Linked DNA regions of Mus musculus: region 1 is linked to region 2. The links are chromatin loops, found by intact Hi-C in ENCODE. Cell type or tissue: heart. All regions are shown on one strand.

Region 1 (8,000 bases), 74 kb before region 2:
ACAGTTCTGTGGTGATTTTCTTGAGTGTCTCACTCAAAGACTGTTCAGATTTTAACTTGCAAGTACTTGAGAGCAAGCCACCTGAATTGCATCCTAATGAAAGGTCAAGGGGATTATCAGTGTACAACTGATTTTTTTTTCCTGTGCGTATTTCCCCTAATTAGGATGTCTTCATTCTGTCTCTCCTGACATAAAAATAGTACTTGTTCATTATTTTAAAATTCAGGCAGAATAGAAATACATGAAAAAGTAAAACCTCTTAATAATCCTACCAACTTTGGAAATTTTTACCGATTGAAATATAGTTCATATGCTGTAACATTCACTTAAAAAGAAGTAGCTTGTTAGTTTGAGATTTTTGTATCTCCATTGTCTCAGTACTAAAAGGGTTGTCCAGTTATTAACACCATCCGTTTCCAGAACTTCTCTAAGACACACAAAGAACTGTAATGCCTAAAGCAGTTACCCCGTACCCCACTCCTCAGTCCATAGCCATCACTAGCCTGTTTCCTGGATTTGTCTATTTTGAATGCCAATGTAAATTAGTTCATACAATATGTGGTTGGGCTGGCTTATTTTCTCATGGCTGTGATGAAAGCAACATAGGCAGGAAGGCTTGCTTTTGTCTTAGTTTGAGGGCACAGTCGGTCCTGGTAGGGAAGTCATCCAAGCAGAATCCTACAAGGGATGGATATGGAGTCCACAGGCAGGAAACAGATATTAGTGAATACTTGTGCTCAGCTCGCTTTCTCCTTAGGTTGAGTTCTGGAACAGCCACACCACACACACACACACACACACACACACACACACACACACACACACACAAGAAGAGCACCCACATTTAGAGTGGCGTTCCCACTCCAGTTAACCTGATCCAGATAAACCTTCACAGTCATCCTCAGAGACTTGTTTTGCAATGACTCTCAATCTGGTCACACTGACAACACAAACCACCATGGTGGTCCCTCTTGACACGAGGCTTTCAACACAGCATCTCAACATTCAGCCGCAAGTAATCATATTTTACTTTTTTCTGTGCCTGTCTGACTAGTCCACATTTCTTTTTGCCCCATACTTATAGATTTATTAGATATTTTCTTTATTTACATTTCAAATGCTATCCCCTTTCCTTGTTTCCCCTCCAAAAATCCCCTATCCCTTTCCCTCCTCCCCCTGCTCCCCAACCCACCCACTCCTGCTTCCTGGCCCTGGCATTCCCCTGTACTGGGGCATAGAACCTCCACAGGACCTCTCCTCCCGTTGATGACTGACTAGGCCATCCTCTGCTACATATGCAGATAGAGACACGAGTCCCACCATGTGGTTTTGATTGGTGGTTTAGTCCAAGGGAGCTCTGGGGGTACTGGTAAGCACAGGGTCCCCAATGAAGGAGCTAGAGAAAGTACCGAAAGAACTGAAGGGGTTTGCAGCCCCAGAGGAGGAACAACAATATGAACTAACCAGAGCTCCCTTGGACTGGCCCACATTTCTTATCTACCTAGTTTTTATTCACTGCTGAACATTTGAAGCCCACATTTAGGTTATTGTGAGTAATGGTGATTTGAACTTTCCTAAGGAAGGATTTGTGTGAATACGATTCAACTTCCTTGACCTGCGTGCTTTTGTGAATAAGCTCGAACCATTGCTGCATACCTCTTTATTGACAGGAAAATCTATTATGACATACTGTTCTCCCCAACTGCTGGCTCTGCTTTCCCATACAGAATTAGAAGGCCCTCCAGTCACCAAATGACTTGAGTGACCTCTGTTGGAAGAAAACATGGCACACACTGATTCACCTGGCCTACATGTCACTGTCCTTGACAAGTGACCTAACCAACTGGATCAAAAACTTCATGGATGTGGCAATGCTGAAGTTTTCCCAGACTCCCTTTCTTTCTTCCTCTGCCATGGGTAGGGACGTCTCAAACCTGGGCCCTATAATGAATGGACACTGGGAGCTGAAAAACAGAGCCATGTTCCCTAATAACCAGTGTAGGGAAATTAACATTATAAGTAATCAAGATTTGCCTTTTACAGTCATGACTATGGCAAAGCTGACTAGTGCATGGGCAAGTCATTTATTATCTTCTTTTCTTACCCAAGAGTGTGTAGTCTTTACACATATAAACTCATATAAACTCTCGGTTTGTTCCAGAAACTGAGATGCCAACAGATTAAGTGATTTATAAATAAATAAATAAATAAATAAATAAAGTAAATAATAAGAGAGTCAAAGTCAACCACTGTTTTTACATTTATTTGAGAGGGGCATGTACCACAGCACACACAAGGTAAGAGGACAACGTTCCAGTGTTGGTTCTCTCTCTCTGCTCTGTGTGTTCTGGAGATCAAACTCAGGTAGCAGCAGCTTAAGCAGCAAGTGCCTTTATCCTCTGAGCCATCTTGCCAGCCCTCCAAGTTAATTTTTAGATCTAATTTTCCATCAAGACGAAGGAAGAGGTAGTTCTGAAGAGCCCACCAAAACGTTCAGAATTCCCTCTTCCTTCGTCTTGATGGAAATAGAACCCATGCTGTTGCATGACTTTTGGGCTGAAACTCACAACGCATTCTTGCTATGCTAATGAGCTCATGCTAATTGGAAAGTTATGATAAGCCAAACTGTGTGCTGTGGTTTTCATAGATAGATAGATAGATAGATAGATAGATAGATAGATAGATAGATTAATGGGGAGGAGGAAAATTATAAGACTGAATGAATCCTTACTCCTTATCTCTGCAGCCACCGGGCTGGGATCTATACCAACAAATAGTTGGCTGCTTCAGTCTTTTCTGCATCGAACTGCACTTGTTCTGTCTGACTTTAGCTTAATTGCCTAACTTGTGCCCCAGAGGTCAAGTACCCTTGCCTAACAAAGGGCCCTAATGATGGAAGGACTCTCAATCAGCATCCACATTCCAGCTGATTTAAGGTACGGTTTCTGTGTCTCTATCTTATCATAAATAAATAACAATTTTATGTAACTAACCTTCAGAAACAAAGGACCTTGGTCCCATGCCACTGTTGTTAAACAATGGCCAGCCACCTAACAAGTCCCTGGGGTTAGACCACTTAAGGCTTTAGGGCTCCATGCACTTGTAGGTGACAAATGTTCACTGATAGACTCCAGAAACCTAGAGCAGGAGGCAATTGAGGAAGACTTTTCCTTCCAGTACTATTGTGAATACACAAAACTCCACTAAAAAATTATTGATTTGCATACTTTAAACCAGGTATGCATAAGTAGATAGGGAGTTGCTTGTTTCTCAAAGCAGCTTGTACTTATACTCATTTAGCATACTTTTTAAATTTTGAATTTATTTATATTTTATGGGTGTGAGTATAGTGCCTGAATGTATGTATGCGCACTGTGTGTCTGTGTGTGTCTGTGTGTGTCTGTGTGTGTCTGTGTGTGTCTGCGTCTGCGTCTGCGTCTGCGTCTGCGTCTGCGTCTGCGTCTGCGTCTGCGTCTGCGTCGCTCACAGAAGACAGAAGACAGCACTGGACCTCCTGGAACTAGAGTTACAGACAGCTGTGAGTCACCACGTGGGTGCTGGGAATTGAATGCTCTGAAGCACAGCAATTGATCTTCGATCTTCGCCACTGAGCTACCCCTCCAGCCCTTCAGCGTGCTTTTAAAAGGCTACACGCTGCAAACCTTTTTCACCAAGTCAGTTTCAGATCATCTTAAAGAGACTCAATTTACAAACAACAAGAAAGCTATTAAAATCTAAAGGACGCTTCCAAGGTCGCGAGAGAGCCCCCCGTAACCCATGGCCCTATTCAACAAATGCAGAGCCAAGATGGGAAGTGCGAAACCCACTCAAGACAGAAATAAAGATATCACCACTGAATCTTCTAGAAAGTTAGCCATCCATAAAGAGTTCCCTAGCAGTGGGCATGAGCCCTAGAAAACACTAGAAACATGCGTCTTTAATAAGGTGATGAATAGAAATGGTCACGGCCCTGAATTTGGGGGCAGAATCATAGGCAAATAAGCATGCACACTCTTCCTACTGTCGCCTCTGCTTCAGAGTCGGAGATTACCGTATGCCAAGGAGAATGGGGAAGAGCTGGGAGCATAGTTCTGGTGGCAGAATGCTTGCCTAGCACGAAACCCTGGACTCCATCCCCAGCACTACAGGAACCTGTTCATGGTTGCACATTCCTGTAATCCCAGCAGGATATAGGAAGATCAGAAGTTCAAGGGCATGCTTGGCTACATATTAAGCTCAAGGCCAACTTTTGAGAACTGATCTCCAAGATGAAAGGAGCAAAGAAGAGAAGGAAGAAGGGGAAGAGGAAGAAGGCAGAGGAGGAAGAGGAAGAGGAGAAACACAGAAGCTAGAGTTGTAGATAAAAAAAAATTAAAATTAAAACAAAAACTGTGCCCTCAAATCCCTCGGGATTCATAGTTCTCCTACCCCACCCAGAAACTCTGCTCTCCAGGACTGGAGGGGGTACCCACACTCTCTGCTGTGCTTCCAGACCTCATCAGGGTGCCCATCTCTGGCCATGGCCCAGGTGACCTAACCAAGGTGCCCATATCTGGCCATGGCCCAGGTGTCCTTGAAAATTGAGAGAAATGTCAAGGGAAGCCAGATTCTAGCGAAAAGCTCCAGGAGGGGAAATTGAACGCAGCCAGGGACCCTAAAATCACGTTCTATTGCCGACTCCCATCCCAGCTTGGGTTTCCTGGCAGGAATGAGGAAGGACCTTCCCGGGAGGCTTTCCCAGGAGTTGGGTCTATTTGTTTATAACATGCTAGGTTATTCTTAGATGCAAATGTTTCACAAGGTCGCCGAGATAAGGCAGATACAAAGGTCAGACAGCCAGTCTTAAGTGGGGGCGGGGGGAGACACATGTAGAGTGGGAAAGAGACCGTACATTGTCTCGAGGCCTCTGGGGGCCAACAATGTACTGGGGTTTGCCTAGGGCTTTAGACAATTGCTCGGGTGGGAAGCAGGAGTGGGGGTGGGGCAGGAAGCCCAGAAAAGGCAGGGAGAAAAACCAGATGTGGTTGGTGTGAGTTACCCCAATAGAAAGATCTTTTCACATGAACAGGAAGAGGGAGGGAGTGCTACATAGATTATTCTTGGCACTTTAAATTTCTTTCCTTTTCTTCTTTCTCTCAACTCCTTTCAAATGGCCTGTGCTCGCTGAAAAAAATAAAAAAATAAAAACCAAACGCCAAATAAATTTTCCTTCTCTCTGCAGAGCTCCACGGGCAGACATTCTGTCACTGCTTGTTATGAAGTAATTTCTGTTGGCGAAATGTAACACACACACACACACACACACACACATGCCTTCTCTTCTCTTCTTCTCTTCCAACTCTGGCTGCCGTCTGCACTCCCACATCGTTGTTTGACAAGACGTACGTATCAGGTCACAGAGAGTGTTCTCTGCACTTTCCACCAGAGCCCAGGAAGTGGGGTAAAATGGAAAAACCAAGGAGAGCCAGCCAGCCAGGGGCGGATCACGAGCCCGGAGGCCCTACCACCCAGGCAGGGCTGTGCTGGCTCATTACTGTGCTGCTCCTAGAAACCCTTGCTGAGACCAGAGTTCCTTCAGCTTTTATTGTCACTATTAAGAATATTAATGGTCCAAGGATCCCGAAGGCCGATGAGCATTTTCTTGAAATGCTTTTCCCAGGGTTGAGGCACAACTCTGTGTGACACATCATTAAATCCCACTGGCCACTCACCCAGCAAGGGCAAAGAACAGTAGACTCCTACCAGTGAAACAGAGTACAAAGAGCATCCTTGCCAGCCTGCGCCTGTTGCTCCAATTACAACTGCAGCTCCATTAGCAAGGGGACCCATCACGGTAGCGCTCTGGGGTCAGCATCCTGAGTCCCAGATATAGAAATCTTATCTGTAATCCTAAAATGTGTTTAAGGGCCACACCCTTCTCCTCCTAGGAGATTCTCTCTGCTCTCTATTCGTTGCTTTGCAGCTGCTCTTTCCACATTGGCACTGGGAACCCAGTTGCACTTCTCAAGGTCTGGGCTCAGAAACGCAAGCTGCTTTCAAGCCCAAGGCCTCCACATGGAACTCTTCCTTAGGGTAGAGCAGCGCCACGACCGGTCAGTGAGTGAAATACAGAGGCTTCCTAAACCCAAGGTATCAGAGCCCATAGGGAGCCACTCCTGGACCACTGTTGGAGAGATCAATACAGCGACACTAAGCCAGCGTTAGAGAACAAATCATTCGACTCACAGATTGGAGCTATATGGATGTATGAAATAGCAACAAGTGCTAATTGCAATCACTCATCCTGAGATCTCTGCTATCAAAGCAACATGTCCTCCGAGGCTGATCTTTGGTGATGGATTCCTGAATCTTGTCTGGCAGTACCCTGCAAAGAAGGAAGCCGTAACCGGTTCCCCTGTGTGTCTATCACTAACCATCATAGAGCAATGGTTCTCAACCCGTGGGTCACAGCCTCTTTGGGGGTTGCATATCAGATATCCTGTGTATCAACTATTTACATTGCAACTCATACAACTAGCAAAACTACAGTTACAAAGTAGCAACAAAAATAATTTTGTGGTTGAGGGGTCACCACAATATGAGGAACTGTGTTAAAGGGTCACAGGCCCAGGAAAGTTGAGAGCCTGTGGGCTTGTTTGATGTCAGCTTGACAGAAGCTATCGTCTTCTGAGAAGAAGGAACCTCTGTGGAGGCCCTGAGAAAATGCCTCCTTAAAAGCAGGTTGTAGGCAAAGCTATAGTTTTTTTTTTTTTAATTAGTGATGAATGGAAAGGGCCTGATCCATTTTGGGTGGAGTCACCCCTAGGTTGGTGGTCTTGGGTTCTATAAGAGAGCAAACTGATCAAGCCATGGAGAAAAAGACAGTAAACAACACTCCTCCATGGTTTCTGCATCCATTCCTGCCTCCAGCTTCCTGTCCTGACTTCCTTATAAGTCAAATAAACACTTTCTTTCCCAATTTGCTTTAAGCTTGGTGTTTCATCCTAGTTAAGACCACTGTATATACATAGCTAAGATCCAGTCCAAGGTCAGGTGGCCCGATTGACTTGTGAATAATGTCAATATGTCTGGGAATGATGTCATTTCATGACAGAAGGACATCCAAAGCAAACTATCTATATCACAAGCCAAGACCAGGGATATGAGCGCACCACTAGGTCCCACCTCCCTCTCAAAAGCACAACTCCCACCAACTTGAGCCTCTCTCATAAAGCTGGACTTCCTGAAAATCCTCAACACCTCTGGCATTGACCCCTGGGGATCAAGCCTTTAAGCCATGACCATCTTCCACATATTACCCAACACAGCTTCTCATTCCTCATTCCTCAGTTTCAATAATGACCAAGGCCTCCAGAGGGTGTAATAGGCCATCTGCATTAAAAATACAGATGCTTGGCATGGTGGTCACAGGACTAGAATTCCAGACTTGGAAGCTGAGGCAGGAGGATTAAGAGTTTAAAGTCAGTTTCAGTTACATAGTGAGACCCTGTCTGAAAGAGACAGGAATAGACAGAGAGAAGAGAAGGAGGGAGAAGAGGAAGGGTTTAAAAGACATAAAATCATGATGACATACACTATGATACACAGTGATACAATGATATACACACTGGTACAATGGTATACACACTGATACAATGGTATACACACTGATACAATGGTATACACACTGATACAGTGCTATACACACTGAAACAATGGTATGCACACTGATACAATGGTATACACACTGATACAATGGTATACACACTGATACAATGGTACACACACTGATACAATGGTATGCACACTGATACAATGGTATGCACACTGCCCCCAATGCTTACAACCCTAATCCAATCAGGAGAAAACCTCAAACAACCTCAAATTGGGAGACATCCTCAAAGCATCCCACTAGTACTCTTCAGAACTGTCATGAAAGCCAGGACTGAGCGACTGTTAAAACTGGGAGATCCAAGGACTGGCCATGCCTGTGTGCACCAAGTCCTTCTGGGTTGGATCCT
Region 2 (8,000 bases):
TTTGATACATATGCAGCTAGAGTCAAGAGCTCAGGGGTACTGGTTAGTTCATAATGTTGTTCCACCTATAGGGTTGAAGATCCCTTTAGCTCCTTGGGTACTTTCTCTAGCTCCTCCATTGGGAGCCCTGTGATCCATCCATTAGCTGACTGTGAGCATCCACTTCTGTGTTTGCTAGGCCCCGGCATAGTCTCACAAGAGAGTTCCCTTAGTCTCTCGGTGTAGATCCCATTACTTTATGAGAGAGAGACCTTGGGCTTGCAAAGTTCTGGTCTGTGTGAGACATCTGCACCCCTGCTTTGCATTCCAGACACGCTGCATTCCTGAGAGGCCTGTGACTCAGCTGAGCAAGCCCTAGGCCAGGCCAGGGTACAGCGAGTCGAGTGGTCTACTCTGGGTTGAACACCCACTGGGACTGACTGGGAACCAATCTGTTTCAGTTCCTCCTTCACATCCAGTTTGGTTGTGGGGGCCAGTTACATCCCAATGGAGCAGGAAGGAGAGAACAAGTGCATATAGTTTGCCTCCTCCCATCCTTGTAGGTGACTTTGGTAACTAGCCAAGCCAGTCCCAGCAGTTGGTAGGTGGAGATATCCAAAGAGATGTTCACGGCGAAAGGGTAAGCCGGGAATACATATCATTGCTAGACAACTTTTGGTACAGTGAACATCCTCTGTTTATCTGGTAGACTCCATGCAGTTCTTTATTGCAGTCTGTGCAATCAAAGAGCAGATAAAATGGTCCTTTACCTTTAGTTAAAGCCTTGGAGAGGTGAGCCACAGGCCACAAAGAAGCTGGGGAGACAGACCCAGATACCACGAACAAACTTACACCTCAGTGACATTCTAATAGGACAAGCCAAAGTGTGTACAACAGCTGTATAATTCTAAAGCTTGAGGATGGCTGACCACACTACAGGACTTCCAAAACAACACATTCCTCCACTCTTCCTACTCCAACTCAATCTAAAGCAATCCTATAACAGTTCTAAGCTGGAGGGAAATTCTGGCAAAATAAAAATCAAATCAAAAACACACAGCTGTTTTAGTGATCTTTCTCTGATGTTGACAAGGAATAGGGGCTGTTTTAAGTTATATTACATTTTTCTTTCATTCTTGCCTGGCTTGGCAGCCCTTCAGAACTTCAGCTGGTTCCAAACACAGCTCAATAAAGATCGTTCCAGAGAAGTTTCATATTCCTAAGATTCCTTACATTTCTCTCTCTCTCTAACTTAGGAAATGAGGTTGAAAGACGAGAGAGAAAAAATTAGCCCAGATTGTACCATTCTTTCTAAGAGGTTCTTGATGAGCAAGCTGTGCCTCCTTTTCCAGTGAGAACAGAGAGTCCTGGTGGGGAGGCGGGCAGCCAGTCCTAGCAGACAGTAATAGGACTGTATGTATTCCGAAGAAGCCCCAGCAGGTTCAAACGTTCGCTGAAAACTTTTCAAGGGAGAGGGAGAAAGGAGAGAGAGAAATGTTTGCACACCATCCATCGAAAGAGTCAGCAACTGTGGGCTGCATCCGTTCACCAAATGTTTATCTCACTCCTGTACTACGCTAGGCTCTGTTGTAGATGCTGAAGACAGAGATGCAGAGACAAGAGTGTGTGTGACCCATAGCAAGCGTCTGGAGCAGGAACCTAACTTAGAACAAAGCTTGAAGAAGCCTAGCCCCAGGCTGCTTGCTCCTAGCTGGGTTTGCATTTTTCTTCTCCCTTTGTAGGCTCCCAGGTTCTCCCTTCTGTCCTTCCCTCTCAGAGTCCCTGCTTTATTTATTGTATGCTTCACCTTCGTGGTGTGCTCACGTGTCCCTTTGTAAACATCAAAGGGAAAGAAGCAGGGTGGGAAAGCGGAGGGAAACGAGACCATGACTCATCAGAGGATGTCCTCCCTCTTATACAGCTCAGAAGAACCTAGGAGCCTTTATCGTCTCCCCTTTCATGGTGACAGGGTCCTTGCTCTACTTCGGAAGATCCAACCTCTATTCTTAGCCTCCCTCTGGGATGTACCTGCTCACCGAGGCTTTCAACTGGCAAGCATTCCTGTTTCCTTATACAGCATTTGTTGTTGGACTTTTACTATTATTGTATGTCCACGTATATACGTGGTGTGTGTATCCACGTTAGGGATCTTCTACTATTATTTTCCATATTTTTTTTTGAAAAGGAGTTTCCCATTAAACCTGTCTGTCTGTCTAAGGCTAAACTGGCTAACTAGAGAGGTCCTGGGATCTGCCTGTCTGCAGCCCTCAGAACTGGGCTTCAGGCATGCTCCACTGCACCCAGTTTTAAACGTGGTTAGGAGTCTACACCCAGACCCTCATGCTTGCACAGCGAGCACCTTTCCTGCTAAGCCATGCCCTCGGCCCTGATGGTTTTTTTTTTTTTTTTGTAATAACCACATTTCATATGACATCCTATCCCTACCACCACAGTCACTGCTCTGTTCCCACAGGCAATCCTGTCCATCCTGACCAAACTTCACAGGCAGAAAACAAGGCCCTCAGAGAAGATCTGTTCCCTTTCCAATCACCCCATCTTGGATTTGAGCCCCTACTGCTTCAGCCTTCCCAGCACTAGAATTATAGGCATGTGGAATTATGGATGATAAATTATCCTCCGCTGGTGAAATGAGCCAATTCAAGTCAGGTTAGAGTAGATAGACACAGGTTCGTTGGGAAGCAGCTCTCGGGCAAGTTTGATGTCTCAAGGAACAAGGTCAGGGAAGTTGCCATGGGGAGGGAGACAGAGGGGAGGGAGAAGAGAAAGAGATATAGAGCATGCACACACAGGGAAAAGGAAAATGGTGGGAGGAGAGAGCAGAGCAAGAGCGAGAGCCTGCAAGATATCTGGATTATATAGGGAAGAGTGACTTCTTCTGGGGAAGGGGAGACCCAATTCCTTGGCTTGAAAGTTCAAGGCAGAGGGCAGGGAATGCCAGCCATTCCCTGTAATAGGTCCAAACTGAGGGAAACTGGAAGAACCTGCTTTGGTATGTTAAATATTCACCTAGGCTGCTTGTCCTGGATCTGAATACCAACCATAAGAACATCACTTTTTTCTCCTTTTCTCCTCCTCCTCCTCCTCCTCCTCCTCCTCCTCCTCCTCCTCCTCCTCCTCCTCCTCCTCCTCCTAAGACAGAGTCTCACTGTGTAATTCTGGCTGGCTAGCTGGCCTGGAACACCCTATATAGACCAGGTTGGCTCAGAACTCACAGAAATTCACCTGCCTTTGGCCCCCAAGAACTGGGATTAAGAGTGTACACCACTATGCCTACAATTTAATTTTTTATTTGTTAATTTTATGGGTGTAGTGTTTCATCTATGTGTACCTGTGTGCACTATGTGTGTATCTGGTGCCTGTGGGGCCAGAAGAGGACATTAGAGCCCCTGAAACTGGAGTTAGAGAGAGTTGTGAGCCTCAATCTGAATGCTGGGAATTGAACCTGGGTCCTCTGGAAGAACAACCAGTGCTCTTAACCACTGAGCCATCTCTCCGGCCAATCATAATTTTCATTCCCACATTTTCCTTGCATTTTTGATGATTCTGTTTCTGCATCCTGGCTCTTTTCTATTTTCTGGAGTCTCTCAAGATAATAGAAGCCATGCTGTTCTCTTCCGTATCGGCCTTGCGGGACCTGGACGCTGCCCCTCAGTGTGTACTGACAGAAGCATGACAGTGAGTGCCCCAGGACACACTCCTGAGCGCCTTTTAGCCTCAGGTCTGACCGCAGACTAAACTCATATTTTCCCCTGACCTTCCTGTTTCTTTTATCTCAGTAAGTGGTACTACCATCCACTGAAATTACCCATGTCTGAGACTAGGCTCCATATGTGACTGTTTTCCTCATTTATAAGCAAACATATTAATCCCCAGCGACCTAGCTCCTCATTACCATTCATTGTTATCCAGATGTTTCCTGCTTTGATGAGGCAGCACAGGTGCTTGAAAGCTGGCCCCTCTCCCTATGTGGACACACTCTATTTAAGGGAGGGTACAGCAACTCTGCTTCCAAATTAGCTCATGCTGAGGTCAAGAGATCAGGATTTTCTGTTCCTTACTCTTAATGAGTCACTGGGTATTGGCATCCCTGGGAAAATGAGCACAATTTTGAGCCACTGGTGGCTAGTTGCTGAGCATGTCTGCTTCTGGCGCTTCCAGCAGCCAAGGGAATGAGTTATTTATGATGGAAGTTCCATGTGGTACCCCATCTTTTACCTCAGAGGCAGCTGTCTTGGACTTGAGGTACACAGCACTTCATTTGGCTTTCACACTAAACCCTCCGATGTAGCTTTTTTTTTCCCTCAGTGACAGCGATAAGCTGTGTGTTGGTATTCTATCTGGACTCCACCCCCACAGTTACCTGGAAGCAGCCAGGTAGGCCTGGCCCACTGTAAAAGGGGCTGCTCCCCCCCCCATTCCTGCTTCTCTCCCTTGCCTCTTGTCCCCTTGCTCCCCATTCCCTTCCCCCCCACGTGGTTATCCGGCCTCGACTTCTCTACTCTCTCCTTCTCTCTGCCTTTCTCTGCCTCTACTACTCTCTTACCTCCCCTCCCCATCTCCTGAATAAACTCTATTCTATACTATACCATAGTGTGACTGGTCCATTAGGGGGAAGGGATGCCTTGGCATGGGCGTACCAAGGCACCCCCTCCCCCTATACCTCACCACACCCCCATAGAACATATTCCTATATTTCTTTATCCTTTTATAATCACAACACAGTGTATTTCAGAGTCCATCTGTCAATCCTTTGTATAGATCCAGGTTGGGACAAGGGATGCATTTCAAACTTAGACATTTCTCAGTATCACTTCTATAATCCTACAAGGTCAGGACAGTCTTGCTCCTTTCCCATTTCCCATCTGGGCATCTCTCTTCACTATTACCTGTATGGTCAGACTTTTCATCACTGTGACAAACTCCACAAAGAAACAGTCTAACAGAAGAGACTTTATTTTTTATTTTTTAGGTTTTTTTTTTTGCTTTTCTTTTTTTTTATTAGATATTTTCTTTATTTACATTTCAAATGCTATCCCGAAAGTTCCCTATACCCTCCCCCTGCCCTGCTCCCAAACCCACCCACTCCCCCTTCTTGGCCCTGGTGTTCCCCTGTACTGAGGCATATAAAGTTTGTAATACCAAGGGGCCTCTCCTCCCAATGATGGCCGATTAGGCCATCTTCTGCTACATATGCAGCTAGAGACACGAGCGGAAGAGACTTGATTTTGGTGTATGGTTTCAAAGGTTTTAGTCTTTGCTCAGTTCTGACGCTGAACATCATGACAAGCCTGTGTGTTGTAGTAAAGCTGTTCACCTCTTGGTGCCCAAGGGAGCAGAGACAAATAAGACACATACCCCTTCAACACATGCCCCAGTGGCATACTTTAGCTGGACCCTACGGCCAGAGCTTCCACTATTTACCAGTAACACTATCAAACGATTAATCTAACAAGAGTATAATGTATTGATTAATCCAGAGCCCTTATGAGCCAATAACCTCTCAGTGATTGGATTTACTGGGTGAGGACCAAACCTTCAACACACTAGTCTTTTGGAGGACACTTCACATCCCAAATAAAGCATGACTGTGGTGGTTTGAATACGCTTGGCCCATGGGACACTATTAAGAGCTGTGGCCTTGGGGCTGGAGAGATGGCTCAGTGGTTAAGAGCACCTACCGCTCTTCCGAAGGTCCTGAGTTCAAATCCCAGCAACCAAATGGTGGCTAACAACCATCCGTAATGAGATCTGACCCCCTCTTCTAGTGCATCTGAAGACAGCTACAATGTACTTAGATATAATAATAAATAAATCTTAAAAAAAAAAGAGGTGTGGCCTTGTTGGAGGAAGTGTGTCACTGTATAGGTAGGCTTTGAGTGCTTAAACTCTGCCCAGTGCAAAAGAGAGTCTCCTCCTGGCTGTCTTTGGATCAAAATGTAGAACTCTTGACTTCTCCGGCACCATGTCTGCCTGCACATTGTCATGCTTCCCACCATGATAATAATGGACTGAACCTCCGACACTGTAAGCCAGCTCCAGTTAAATGTTGTCCTTTATAAGAGTTGCCTTGGTCATGGTATTTCTTCACAGCAATGAAACCCTATCTAGATCAATAGTCCTTTGTAATGCTGTCTGTCCATCCTGTGTGAAGGGAGCTTTCCAAACCACAAAGATACTCATTTCACTGTGAATCATTTAGAACTCACCTTGGTTTTCTATCATCCTCAGACACTGAAGACCATTCTTTTTAACCTGTCTAAATATGCAAGTGGGATGTGGTTTGGACTCGCCTTTCTAGTCTGATTCTCTTATCTCCTCTCCTACACCTCTCTATCTGATGCATTAGCAAGACAGAATTATTGAAATCTTCATTACCAACCAAACAGCTACTTGACTCTGTATTTTTAAGTATTTTCTCAGATCAGAACCTATTGAAGTTGTTTATCTCAATAACTTGATTATGAGCATTTTGAGAGCAAGGCAGTGCCATATCCTTAAAACAAGCATTCAACACATATTAAATGAATGCGCACGGATTTCTAGAAAGATCTAATGCACCATAGCATGTGCTTACTTATAAGTGGTGGCCACCAAATGGGACATTTTTCAATGTTATTATTAAAGGGAAACAAAATAAGGTAATCTTTTTTTGACCCGAAAATTGGCAGAGTTGCTAGTACTTGAGGGAGCAAGTGTCTGGTACAAGGCAAAATAATGAACTGCAACTCCCAGAGAGGGATCTTGGCAACATGGGATTAAAAGTTCGAGATGCTTGGGGCTGGAGCGATGGCTAAAAGCTAAAAGAATGTTCTGCTCTTACAAGACCTGAGTTGCGCTCCTAGCACCCACGTGAGGCAGCTTACAACTGCCTGCTACTCCAGTTACAGGAGCTTCTCCTCTGGCATCTTTGAACACACACACACACACACACACACACACACACACACTTTTTTAAAAAGTTTTTTGAGATGGGGTTTCTTTGTGTATCCTTGGCTGTCCTGGAACTTACCTGTAGACTAAGCTGGCCTCAGACTTACAGTGATCCTCCTGCCTCTGCCTCCCAAGTGCTGGGATTAAAGGTTGTGTGCCACTACTACCTGCAACTCACACACAAAGACACACACATACTTTTTAAAATATTTTATTTTATTATTTTACCTTATGTAGGAAAGTATTTTTGCTGCATGTGTGTCTGAGAAGCATGCTGTGTGCTTGATGTTCAATAAGCCCTGCAGAGGGGGTCAGATGCTGGAACTGGAGTTACAGATGGTTATACAGATGTTGTATGGGTACTGGGAATCAACTCAGGACCTCTGGAAGAGCAGCCAGTGCTCTTAATAGCCGAGGTGCCTCTCCAACTCCCCACATACAAATATACTACTACTAATAATAATAATAATAATTAATAATAATAATAATAAGCATCAGTCATATTCTTATTCATAGTTTTTTTTTACTGTCTATGCTTCTGAATCTTGAAATACTTCTTCTTGAATGTAAGAAGAAGGCTAGTCATGCTCTATTGATCAGAAAGTCGCTATATTAAAGTTATGTATGACTATGTGACAGGAAAGTAGAAGTGAACCTGCCCAGGGAACACGGAATTGACTAGTGGGACGTATGACGTAGGGTGGAGAGAGATGGGAGAACATACTCCATTTACACGTGTGCACGAACATTTCACTAAAATTAAAGAATTGGGGAAACGCTCTCAGGTTCCATGGCATCGCTGTCTTGGTCGGCTCAGCTTCTCTTTATCCCCTTCTGCTCAGAGCACCAGCCTCCCCTCGACTCCAGGTGGATCCGAGACAAATCTCCTCTAGAATCCGAATCTGGATTGGAGGCCCAAGGGAACAGGAGGCATTTAAATCTCCTTACCAGGAAGAACGATGCAGAGATTCAGTTAAAGAACGTTTATTACTAAGACCTCTGCCACCATCTTAGCTCCTCCTCCTCCTTAGTCATACTGTCCCTCCTTAAACTCCTTGAGCTATGGCTGC

The links. A loop is a pair of places that touch in the nucleus more often than their neighbours do. Peaks named below come from ENCODE experiments on the same cell type or tissue, not always from the same donor. Only the 100,000 strongest peaks of a DNase experiment are listed, where the experiment ranks them.
Region 1: it touches region 2 in a loop (4-fold over the local background); 3 of 42 quality-filtered maps call a loop at or near these places.

What each region holds. Positions count from the first base shown.
Region 1 is chr17:80,823,093-80,831,092 of GRCm38, reverse strand. No RefSeq gene overlaps it. Among named protein-coding and RNA genes, the nearest start is that of Gm33596, 18 kb to the right of the region's middle. In heart, a CTCF peak has its summit at 7,320 (motif pointing right); DNase peaks (open chromatin) are centred at 4,852 and 5,422; H3K4me3 peaks cover 480 bases; H3K27ac peaks cover 2,181 bases.
Region 2 is chr17:80,748,607-80,756,606 of GRCm38, reverse strand. No RefSeq gene overlaps it. Among named protein-coding and RNA genes, the nearest start is that of Map4k3, 25 kb to the right of the region's middle. In heart, no CTCF peak of the experiment used is centred here; a DNase peak (open chromatin) is centred at 3,996; H3K27ac peaks cover 729 bases.